3 separate regions of the Homo sapiens genome follow, and all the other regions are linked to region 1. Evidence: chromatin contacts called from ENCODE Hi-C or POLR2A ChIA-PET data. All regions are on one chromosome and are shown on one strand. Each heading gives the region's core, a stretch centred on a gene start or an enhancer-like site at or near the end of the contact. The rest is flanking DNA. Distances are from core to core; before and after follow the strand shown. Region 1 overlaps LINC02758 (long intergenic non-protein coding RNA 2758). Region 2 has its middle 260 kb from the start of LINC02742. Region 3 holds the start of BDNF (brain derived neurotrophic factor).

Evidence for each region. Hi-C counts contacts between places; a loop is a spot of excess contacts on that map. ChIA-PET counts read pairs that join two places held with the same protein, here RNA polymerase II (POLR2A). Pooled maps may share reads with other maps.
Region 2: a map of IMR-90 shows a loop between it and region 1 (5-fold over the local background). The contact joins two enhancer-like sites. A Hi-C loop is called at or near these places in 3 of 168 maps with a recorded cell type or tissue (IMR-90, chondrocyte and endothelial cell of umbilical vein) and 3 of 50 pooled maps.
Region 3: a loop to region 1 is called in a map of IMR-90, with 3 times the contacts of the local background. The contact joins the promoter of BDNF here to the enhancer-like site in region 1. A Hi-C loop is called at or near these places in 1 of 168 maps with a recorded cell type or tissue (IMR-90) and 4 of 50 pooled maps. POLR2A ChIA-PET finds 5 or more read pairs at or near these places in 3 of 52 experiments (AG04450, PC-3 and Panc1).

Annotation. Positions count from the first base shown.
Region 1 is chr11:28,565,185-28,568,928 of GRCh38, reverse strand. The region is part of intron 4 of LINC02758 (long intergenic non-protein coding RNA 2758); the gene reads right to left. Among named protein-coding and RNA genes, the nearest start is that of LINC02758, 28 kb to the right of the region's middle. Within about 2 kb of position 2,133, at least 12 of the 41 ENCODE cell types and tissues checked have a DNase peak (open chromatin) inside an H3K27ac peak, as active enhancers do; they include IMR-90 and endothelial cell of umbilical vein, where a contact is called at or near this core.
Region 2 is chr11:29,157,378-29,161,144 of GRCh38, reverse strand. No RefSeq gene overlaps it. Among named protein-coding and RNA genes, the nearest start is that of LINC02742, 260 kb to the right of the region's middle. Within about 2 kb of position 1,409, at least 2 of the 41 ENCODE cell types and tissues checked have a DNase peak (open chromatin) inside an H3K27ac peak, as active enhancers do; they include IMR-90 and endothelial cell of umbilical vein, where a contact is called at or near this core.
Region 3 is chr11:27,699,085-27,702,651 of GRCh38, reverse strand. It overlaps BDNF (brain derived neurotrophic factor), which reads left to right and starts at 2,197. Exons shown (of 2, transcript NM_001709.5): 1 at 2,197-2,488.

The sequences.
Region 1 (3,744 bases), core at 884-3,383:
ATTTGTGTTTGGTGTTGGATTCAAATGAGGTCCTGGACAGCTAGAAGGGAGACAGAAGAACTGGAAGAAAGGGTGCAAAGTGTTTAGCATCCACAAGGCAGAAACTCAAAGGTGAACACAGCAGAACTTGCTGCCCCTTTATTTGCTCTCCATGTACCTATACATCCATTGCTCTAGGTTCTTGCTCCTCAAAGTACTGTCTTTGGACCAGCATCCCTCATCAATACCTGGGTGCTTGACAGAAATGCAGATTCTCAGCTTTCCCCTGCCATACCTACTGAATCAAAATCTTCTTCTCTGTTTTTTTCTTTTAATAGTTTTAACCTTTATTTTAGATTCCAGAGGTGTTGCGGGGGATACATGTGCAGGTGTGTTACCTGGGTATATTGCAGAATGCTGAGGTTTAGATTATGATTGATCCCGTCACTCAGAGACCAAGCATAGTAACCAAGGGTTAATTTTTCAACTCTTGCCACCATTTCTGCCTCCTCCCTTCTAGAAGCCCCCAGTGTCCATTGTTCTCATTTCATATCATGAGTAATCAAAGTTTAGCTCCCACCTATGAGTAAGAATATGCAGTATTTGGTTTTCCATTCCTGTGTTAATTCACTTAAGATAATGGCCTCCTGCTGCATCCATGTTACTGCAAAGGACACAATTTTGTTCTTTTTTATGGCTGCATAGTATTCCATGTTGTATATGTACCATATTTTCTTTATCCAGTCCACCATTGATGGGCACTTAGGTTGATTCCGTGTGTTTGCTATTGTGAATAGTGCTGCAATGAACATATGAGTGCATGTGTCTTTTTGGTAGAATGATTTTTGGAATATATACTCAATAATGGGATTTCTGGGTCAAAATAGTAGTTCTGTTTTAAGTCTTTGAGAAAGCTCCAAACTGCTTTCCACAGTGGCTGAACTAATTTACATTCCCACCAACAGTGGCCTTTCCATTTCTTAGCAGCCTCAGCATCTGTTGTTTCTCAACTTTTTAGTAATAGCCATTCTGACTGGTGTGAGATAGTATCTCATTGTAGTTTTGATTTGCATTTCCCTGATGATTAGTGATGTTGAGCATTTTTTCACATATTTGTTAGCTGCTTCTATGTCTTCTTTTGAGAAGGGCCTGTTCACGTCTTTTGCCTACTCTTTAATGATTCTCTTTCTTTCTCTCTAGCTTTTTTTTTTTTGCTTAATTAAGTTCCTTATAAAATCTTCATTTTAAAAAGATCCCCAGGTCATCCTAATGTACATTAAAATTTTAGAACCACTATGCTAATATAGACTTATCACCCCCACACTACAATTGTTTGTTTCCTTGTTTGCTTCTCCTTGCTCTGTGAGTTCCTTCAAGGAGGAACTGTGTCCTATGTGCCCCGGTAGCCCAGCGCCTAGCCCAGTGCTCAGTACATAGAAATCAAATAGCTGTCACTTACGTCCTTATTATTTGCCAAGTGCCATATATACATTGTTATCATTTAACCTTTGCAACAATCCTTTGAGAAGGTCACTGTTATATCCATTCTGCAGATAACGGGGCTCAGAGACTTTAAGTAACTCACCTAAAGTCACACAAATAGCAACAGAACTGTCATTCAAATCCAGCTATATCAGATGCCACAAGATGTGCTCTTGACCGCTATTTTATATTATACTACTTTCATAGTAGACGTTTAATAGATATTTATGGAATTAAGCAGACTTTGCGCAGCAATGATTGAGCCTTTCCTTTGCTTCTTTCTGTCATGAAGTAAAAGGACAAGGGCTACAGTTTTAATCTGCCATGCAATTTCCAAAGTGCAGAGGCATAATGTCTGCGTTCACGGAAATGGCCTGTAACTATACTAGGAATTCCGCATCCCCCACCCCTCTTCTCTTGGAAGATCTGCAAGTGTTAGTAAGCCCTGCAGACAAGCAATCCTGTCAGGCAGAAGGCAGCCCAGAGCCCTTAAATAAAACATTCTCGCAGCCTTCCGCGGAGAGCATGGAGACAAATACCGCGGATGTGAAAGGTGTCGCTGGGATTACCAATGACGTGCTAATGGCTGCTCAGGCAATCTCTGAGCCTCCTGCGCTCTGAGTCACCCGCTCCCTTTGGAGCCTGCGCTCACGTCATTAAGGGACCGAAAGCTATTCACAGATCACTGACTAATGGCAAGCTTGAGCCTGGCCTGCACTCCCCCCACCAGCCTTCTCCAAAGGACTAAGGTCATGGACAGGAGGCCCTGGAGCTTTTTATCACGGCCACAATGAAGGGTGAAGGAAAAGATAAAGTCTTCTGCCTTCCTTCTATCTATTCTGCTAGCTGTACTTTTGCAAATGAGGAACTTTCCTCGTGTTCCAGAATGTGTTGGAAACTCTTTGCCGGGAACAAGCAGAATCTTGAGTAGGGCGGTTTACTTTTGACAGTTTATTATTCTAAAAAATCTTTCTGATGTTATTTTAATTCCACAGGCATTTCATTACTAATCAACCCTGGGGCTTTCAGTTTCTAGAGTACATAAACATATTTCCTTTTTTTGGATTATTTGTGTGACTGCTTGCTTGAATTTATTGTAATTTTATTTGTTTGTTTGCAACTGCCATAATGGGAGCTTCTAAAAGACTAGGAAGTAATAAATGTAATATTTTCTTTCAGATACTGCATTTTTTCCCTAGCCTGCCTAAATCCTTTGAAATATAACATCACTTGGCTTTCCTGCCAGGCACTTCTCCCTGAAATAAAGTCACAGGTCTGCTTTGGTCACTCTGTCAATATCTGTGACAGATATTTCCAAGTTAACTTTTAGGGAGTCACAACTTGGCAAGTCTAAAAAGCACTATATTTAGCTGCAATTTTGGAATGATGTGGGAAAGAAAATTGAATCTGAAAAAGCAAAGCAAGATGTGGTTGAGCATTTTGTGGAACAGGTAACAACCACAGAATTATTTTTTCCTGAATAAACCATGATCTGTTTGGTGGCCACTTCTATACTTTTCCAAAAACAATCTATTTACTTACACAAGTTCGAATTCTTCAAGATTAACCCCAGGCTTTATCCTGGAAGATAATTTTATTTATTGGTAGAAGATAAAGCTATTCATATATAAGGCAAACTGATTGGAGATACATTTGAGCTCACTTTGCTTTCTATGCTAATGTCAGAACATGAAGTTTAAGCATTTGGTTACTGAAGAAAATATCGCACACTGGAATCATTAAGATCAGTCATCAAAATGATAAAGATACAATTTTTTTCCAGAATTCTGGAGCTCTGATACACAGCTTGAGAGTACATTTCTCAGCATGAATTGCATTATTCAGTCAAAGAATGACCATGGAGCAAAAAATGCAAAATGTTTCCTATTTCTGTTAAAAGTCAGGTTTAATATAGACACATTTCCCTTAGATGTGGTCCACAGAATATCTTCTTTGGGAGATATCATTTGGAGAAAGCAAGACTTATCTTTTTGAACAAATAAAATTTTGATTGATAAAGGAGCTTTTACAATGGCATACTAGGATCAACATTGGTTGTGATCGTGAAAATAATCAGACTTTTAAGGAATTGGGCAAATCTGGTGTGTTGGAGAGCCATAAGACATTTCTTATTGCTTATATGCATCTCATACTTTGGTTCTTGAGTTTGCTTAAAAAACGCAAACACGTATACATCTAAATTGTAAATGTTAATTGCTTCAGAGTTATATATGACTGTTACAGAAGGTCACCACAATTTATGTTCCATTCTGTTTTCCCAGG
Region 2 (3,767 bases), core at 160-2,659, 590 kb before region 1:
AATTAACTCTCAATTACGTGCCCTCCCCCCACAACCACCTGCAGGAGATAAAGACATAGATTTTTAAAAACTCACTGATACTTCTCTTTAAAAGGTCTGTGCAATATGACCTCAAATGTTCTAAGTATGCATCATCTGTGAGTGGGAAAAGCATGGAACTAGTGGTCTGGATGTGAAAATGTACCGTACCTGAGCAATTCCTGTAATTTAAAGACTAAGATAATGCAACTACAAACTGAAGCCAAAAAGGATCTAGGAAACCCGGAAGACCTCCTGGAGGGAGAACCAGTAGGTTAAGAGAATCTTTAAAACTGAAAGATAGGTACAACAGAGACATATGATATAAAAGCAAAAGACAGAGTTTGGCATGAAAAGATATGAAGTACTATTGGGGTCCACTACGTTTTAGCTGAGTGACCCAAAAGGCAAGTCTAAATTTCCCCAAACCTCAATTTCTCCTTCTGTAAATAGGGATAATGAGAATCCTATTTCACAGGTTTCTTTTAATAAAATGTAATAATGCATCTGAAATAAAATGAAAATTCATTTTACTTTTTATATTTACAGGTATTATTTTATAATTAAGCTTTATTGAGTATACTTTTATTATAAGAGGCATGGCCGTCCTCTCACTATTTAGCAGATACTCGGCTTTTCTATCAAGCTTTCATGTATTCTATAAGGCCGGAGAAGAAAGTTTTTTTCTAATAAACTTGTCTGATTCCTGGAGCAGTCCAACCACAATCTTTTCTTTTTTTTAACTCCCTCCCTCCTCTTCTGCTTTTGCTCTCCCTCTGCATTAGTTTGTTCTCACACTGGTATGAAGAAATACCCGAGATTGGGAATTTATAAAGGAAATAGGTGTAATTGACTCACAGATCCATCTTGCTGGGGAGGCCTCAGGAAACTTGCCATCTTGGCAGAAGGCAGAGGAGAAGCAGGCATCTTCCTCACTGGGTGGCAGAACAGAGTGAGAGTGCAAGAGGGAAATGCCAGACACTTATAAAACCATCAGATCACCTGAGAACTCACTCACTATCACAAAAATACCATGGGGAAAACCACCCCCATGATTCAATTACCTCCACCTGGTCCCACCCTTGACACGTGGGGATTTATGAAGACAACAATTGCAGGCGAGATATGGGTGGAGACACAAAGCCAAACCATACCATTCTCCTTCTTCTCCTTCTCTTCTGTGTCCTAACTCCCATCCTCCTCCTCTTTTCTCTTTTTTCTTCTCTCTTTTTTTCCTCATTTGCAAATTCTTTATTTTCTTGGTTGATGCTCCAATGTTCTTTCAGATTCCTGCCTCCCTCCCTTGGAAACCTCTTCCAGGGCTGTAAACTTAGCTGTAATTACAGTCATGGCCATAAGGGAGCAGCAGAATGCAAAGGAGCATCGCTGGAGCCTGGAGAAAGCTCAATAGGAGAGCCCAGCTAAAGCACGAGCCTGGGCCACCAGCTCCTCTGAGAAGTCCCTGACATCTCAGAAGCCACTGTGGGACAGTGGCAAATGAACAGTTATTAAAGTTAGAAAGACTAGGAGTTTGAATTATTTTTCAACTGTGTAATCTTTGGAGATACTTAATCTCTCTGCCTTGGATTTCATTATTTAAAAGATTAGGATGATATCATCGAGATAATTTTGTAAAACATTTTGTGTGCAAAACAACAAACATGGTGGCTGAGTCATAAAAGATATTTAATGAATATTTCCTTTTCTAATTTTTCACTATCACACTTGTGTTGAATTTGGCAATCTTCACTTCAGGCCAGCCTAACTCAATTTACCAATCTGCGGACACACCTACACACCCAGGTAGCTTACCAGCTGCCAATCAGCCCAATATACCTCCATTTCCAACTCCACTTCTATAGACTTTGGGTCTTCTCCACAATTAACTCTGACCTACCAAATGACAAGGAGTCAGCTTTCTAACAATCTTGGATCAGATATACAGTAAACAGCAAGAAGACTAGTGTGATAGGGTGGCTCTTATATAGCCCTCAGTGACCCCACCTGTTGTTACTCAGGACCTAGTGTCATGCTTTCCCCTAGAGTAACTATCTTGTAACCAATAAAATACAGCAACATTGAGAGGATGTCCCTTTTCTACTTAAGTCACAAAAGATGCTGACTTTGTCTTGCTTGTGGATTCTCTCTCTCTCCCTTGTCTCATTAGCCTTGATGAAACAAGGGGCGTGTTGGAGAGGCCTATGTGGCAAGAAACTGAGGGTAGCTTCTTGCCAACAGCCAGCAAGGAATGGAAGCTCTCAGTGCAACAGCGCTTATGAAACTGAATCCTCTTAACGACCACGTCGGTGAGCTCGGAAGTGGATTTTTCTCCATCTGAGTCTTCAGGTAACACTTTTGTATTGCCTGACATGTTTACAGCCTTGTGAGAGACCTCAAAGCAGAAGACCCAGCTAAGCTATGCCCAGATTTCTACTTTGCAGAAATTGCAGATAAAAAAATGTGCATTCTTTTAAGTTGCAATATTTTAAAGTAGCTTGTTGCACAGCAATAGATAACTAATAAAATTAGTAAAAGAAGTTGAGATGAGATCAAAGTATATAAGGGAGTCACATTATGTAGGACCTTATATGCCATAGCAAATAAATTGAATTTTATTTCAAGTACAATGGGAAAACAGTGGGGATTATTCAGCATAAGACAAATATGCTCTAAATACATTTTAGAAAGATTTCACTGGTTGCTCTGAGATGATTAAACTGTGTGGGACTTGTTTCAGTGGTATTTTGCATGTCTTCTTACCAAAAAGAAAATAGTTTATTCTGTCTTCAGAGGAAATAGAGGCACTCTTTATCTTCTCTTTAATCATGCTCAGAAATAGAAAAACTTTTGTTATCTTTGGAATAATCTATGGCAGGATCAAAAAATCCAGTTTGGGAAATTTTTTTCAATTAAACTGTTTTTTGTATGAAAATGTAGTTTCACATACTATTGTAAGAAATAATATAGAGTGACCTCATATACTCTTCATCTAATTTCTCCCAACGCTAACATCTTGAACAACAGCAAGATGATATCACAACCAGAAAATTGGTATTTTTACAATCCACTGATCTTATTCAGACTTTATTAGACTTATATACATTCAAGTGTGTATTTAGTTCTATGAAATTTTATTACATGTGTGTATTTATGTAACCATCACCACAGTCAAGATAAAGAATAGTCTCTTCTCAGTAAAGATCCTCTGTGCTACACTTTTATAGCTATACTCACTACTTATCTTTTCCCTCCCCCATCCATAATCCCTGGCACCCAGTAATCTATTCTACTTTATAATTTTTCATTTCATGTATGTTATATAAATAGATAGCATGTGATCATGTGTAGCTCTTTAAATATTTTTATTTTTATTTTTTTACTCAGCAGAATTCCCTTGAAATCCATTAAAGTTACTGTGGTTTTAACAGTCTGTTCTTTTTATGGCTAAATAGTTAAGTAGAAATTCACGGTATGGATGTAACATGGTATGTTTAACCATTCACACATTGAAGGGCATCTGGACTGTTTTCGGTTGTGGGCTATTAGGAATAAAGCCATTGTGAACATTCCTGTATTTTTTGCAAGTGCTAAATTTTTATTTCTGTGGCGCAAGTGCAAAGCAATTTCTGGGCTATATGTAAATTGCATGTTTAGTTTTATAAGAAATTGCCAAATGATTTTCCAGAGTGGATATTCAATTTTACATTCCCCCAGCAAAGCATAATCCAGTTTTTCTTTATCCTCACCAG
Region 3 (3,567 bases), core at 948-3,447, 870 kb after region 1:
ATTCAGTTCAACAGCACATTCTTGGTAACCACAAGAGGGTCCAGGAAAGGAAACTGTTTATAAATCTTTCCCTTTAGCAAAATTAATGTTGGAGTCTTTAGGGAAATTCTTACAGCAATAGTCTTCGCAATTATTAGGTCAAACCCCTTTGAGATTACAGAAAAACGCACACACACAGAAAGCTGCCTGCAGAATTTGGGTGTGGGCTTGGTGGGAGATTCCTCTGATACCCAGTGTTGTACCCCCAAGAGAGTGTTTCTCAAAGTGTGACTTCAGATTGTCTGCATTCGAATTGCTTGTGGTATTTATTAAAATTATAACTCCTGGGCCCTGCCCCACCCCTACTAAATCACAATTTCAGGAGGAGGGACCTTCATTTTAACACTCACCCAGGTGATTTTTATGCTCCGAGGAGGTCCAGGGACTCCAAGTTAAGTACGGTACTGCTGTCTTATTCTTTATTCTAAATTTTAAGGTCTGCACAAATTGGTTGAACTAATGAGAAGAAAATTCAGCTTTAAAGCAGAAACACAGGTAGACGGTTGACAGAGTTCATCAAATGGATAATTGAAAATGTCCTCTGGACCCTAGCCATATAAGTTCTCTTCAAGGGTCTTGGCTACAGGCAAATGAGAACCCGAAAGGCTATTTGCTCTTTTGCTGCGGGCAGTGGTGGGGGTGGAGGGCGGGGGAGGATTAACTGAGCCAGTTCTGCCCCCACCCTCGAATCACCTACCCCCACTCTGGTTAAAGCAGAAGACTTTTTATTTATCTTGGCTGCCCTGGTTCGTTATTAAAAGGGTTAGCTTATACGTGTGTTTGCTGGGGCTGGAAGTGAAAACATCTGCAAAAGCATGCAATGCCCTGGAACGGAACTCTTCTAATAAAAGATGTATCATTTTAAATGCGCTGAATTTTGATTCTGGTAATTCGTGCACTAGAGTGTCTATTTCGAGGCAGCGGAGGTATCATATGACAGCGCACGTCAAGGCACCGTGGAGCCCTCTCGTGGACTCCCACCCACTTTCCCATTCACCGCGGAGAGGGCTGCTCTCGCTGCCGCTCCCCCCGGCGAACTAGCATGAAATCTCCCTGCCTCTGCCGAGATCAAATGGAGCTTCTCGCTGATGGGGTGCGAGTATTACCTCCGCCATGCAATTTCCACTATCAATAATTTAACTTCTTTGCTGCAGAACAGAAGGAGTACATACCGGGCACCAAAGACTCGCGCCCCCTCCCCCCTTTAATTAAGCGAAGGGAACGTGAAAAAATAATAGAGTGTGGGAGTTTTGGGGCCGAAGTCTTTCCCGGAGCAGCTGCCTTGATGGTTACTTTGACAAGTAGTGACTGAAAAGGTGGGTTTGTTTTCTTTCTTTCTCTTTCCGTTTTTCTGTTTGGTCGGCTAGAAAGCGTGTGGCTTTAGCGAGGTCTGTCATTGCCTGGGCTTCCTGGCTGGAACAAGTAACTTGGTGTAACGTTATCTGGGGGCGTTCATCAATAAAAAATGCTGTTATTATCTTGATTGAATTCCTATTAGGCAAACTCTAGAGAGGTCAGTGCGCGAACTCTGTTTAAGCCGGCGTGTTTAAGGCAGCAGAGTAAACCAATAGCCCCCATGCTCTGTGCGATTTCATTGTGTGCTCGCGTTCGCAAGCTCCGTAGTGCAGGAAGGTGCGGGAAGGTGTGTCTGTGGCCCGGGAAACGCACGCCCTCTCCCAGAGAACTTGGGTGCTGGGATGGGGAGGAAGGGGAGAGTTGAAAGCTAGGGGAGCGAGACCTCGGGGCGTGCGATTCTCACTCGCTCCCTCCCGCCCCAGCGCCCACAGCCGGGGTTTCTGCAGAGGGCGCGGGACGCGGGGTTCCCCGGGGCTGAGGCTGGGGCTGGAACACCCCTCGAAGCCGCGGGCGTCCTGTCCAAGGCGCCCCAGGAGGGCGCAGGACTCGCAGGGCGATGTCGCGGGGCCCTAGGGGAGGAGGTGAGGACAGGCCCCGGGGGAGCGGGGAGTTCCGGGCGCCCCTCGGTTCCCCGCGCGAGGAAAAGACGCGGCGTTCCCTTTAAGCGGCCGCCTCGAACGGGTATCGGTAGCGCGGGCGAGCGGGGAGCGGGGGGCGGGGGGCGGGGGGGGGGGGGCGGCGCCGTTTGACCAATCGAAGCTCAACCGAAGAGCTAAATAATGTCTGACCCGGGCGCAAGGCGCAGCCTGGAGCTCCGGGTCCCCGACGCTGCCGCCGCCGCGCCCGGGCGCACCCGCCCGCTCGCTGTCCCGCGCACCCCGTAGCGCCTCGGGCTCCCGGGCCGGACAGAGGAGCCAGCCCGGTGCGCCCCTCCACCTCCTGCTCGGGGGGCTTTAATGAGACACCCACCGCTGCTGTGGGGCCGGCGGGGAGCAGCACCGCGACGGGGACCGGGGCTGGGCGCTGGAGCCAGAATCGGAACCACGATGTGACTCCGCCGCCGGGGACCCGTGAGGTTTGTGTGGACCCCGAGGTAGGCAAGCGCTGGGAATGGGGCTTGGTGCAGGAGCTGCCCGTCCGCGGGAGAGAGTTGACTGGGGGATCCCCCACCCCAAAGTTGTGGGACGAGGCCAGTCTCCTTCTTTCCTCCCCTCCGGTAGAAGGGACGATTTGGAGTTACTCTTGGGGAGTTTTCTCCCCCATCCCACAACCCAGAAGGTCAGCCGGCACCACCAGGGAAAAAGGGACCCGGGGAAGTCACGAAGTAGAGGAGGGAAGGCCTGGAGGAGACCCAGAGCTGCGTGATGGGAGCAAAGACGGCGACCCGGGGATCCCTCGCAGCCCTCCCCCAGCCCAGGAGTAGTCGAGAGAGACTTAGGGGGCCAGAGCTGTCGAGGGTCCTGACTGAGGGGAGGGTGCTGGGGCTAGGCTAGGAATCCTTCCAGGGGGTGGGTGGTCCCCGCGCCGACTTGCGGGGGGAGTGGGAGGGAAGCTTGCGCCTTCAGCCCGCATCCCTTCCCCGGAGCTGCACACGGCTACCTGCTCCCCAGGAATTGAGACTGAAGTGGACTTACAAGTCCGAAGCCAATGTAGCTTGGAAAACTTGGGAGGCGGAATTCCTACCGCTGGGAACTGAAAGGGTCTGCGACACTCTCGGGCAGGCCGAACCCACATCTCTACCCATCCTGCGCCCCTCTTCTGAAGCGCCCTCCAGGGAAGTTAAGAGTTTTGACTTTCGGGGAGTGGTTGGGATGTACGTGGGGGATTCTTGACTCGGGTTAGTCTCTGGGGATGCAGAGCCGGGAAGAGGAATGGGTGAGTGAGTTACTCCTGGAAAGAAATAGCTGAGGATTGGGGGCTCTGTGCCTGACGGGCAAGAAGAAGGGGAGATTACAGACTAGGGGCATCCCTAAGGAAGAAGCCTCGGGGCTGCGAGGGTGAACTGGAGGATGCAGTGTTTGTGTGTTGGGGGTAGAGCGGGGATGAGGGACCGGGGTGGAGGGGAGGCGAGGAGGAGGAGGGGACCCAGAGAACGAAGCTAGGGAAGGTAGAGGGTGCCCTCTGCCGGCCATGCTGCCAAGAGCAGCTACTGGGGGCGGGAGGCTGGGGGTG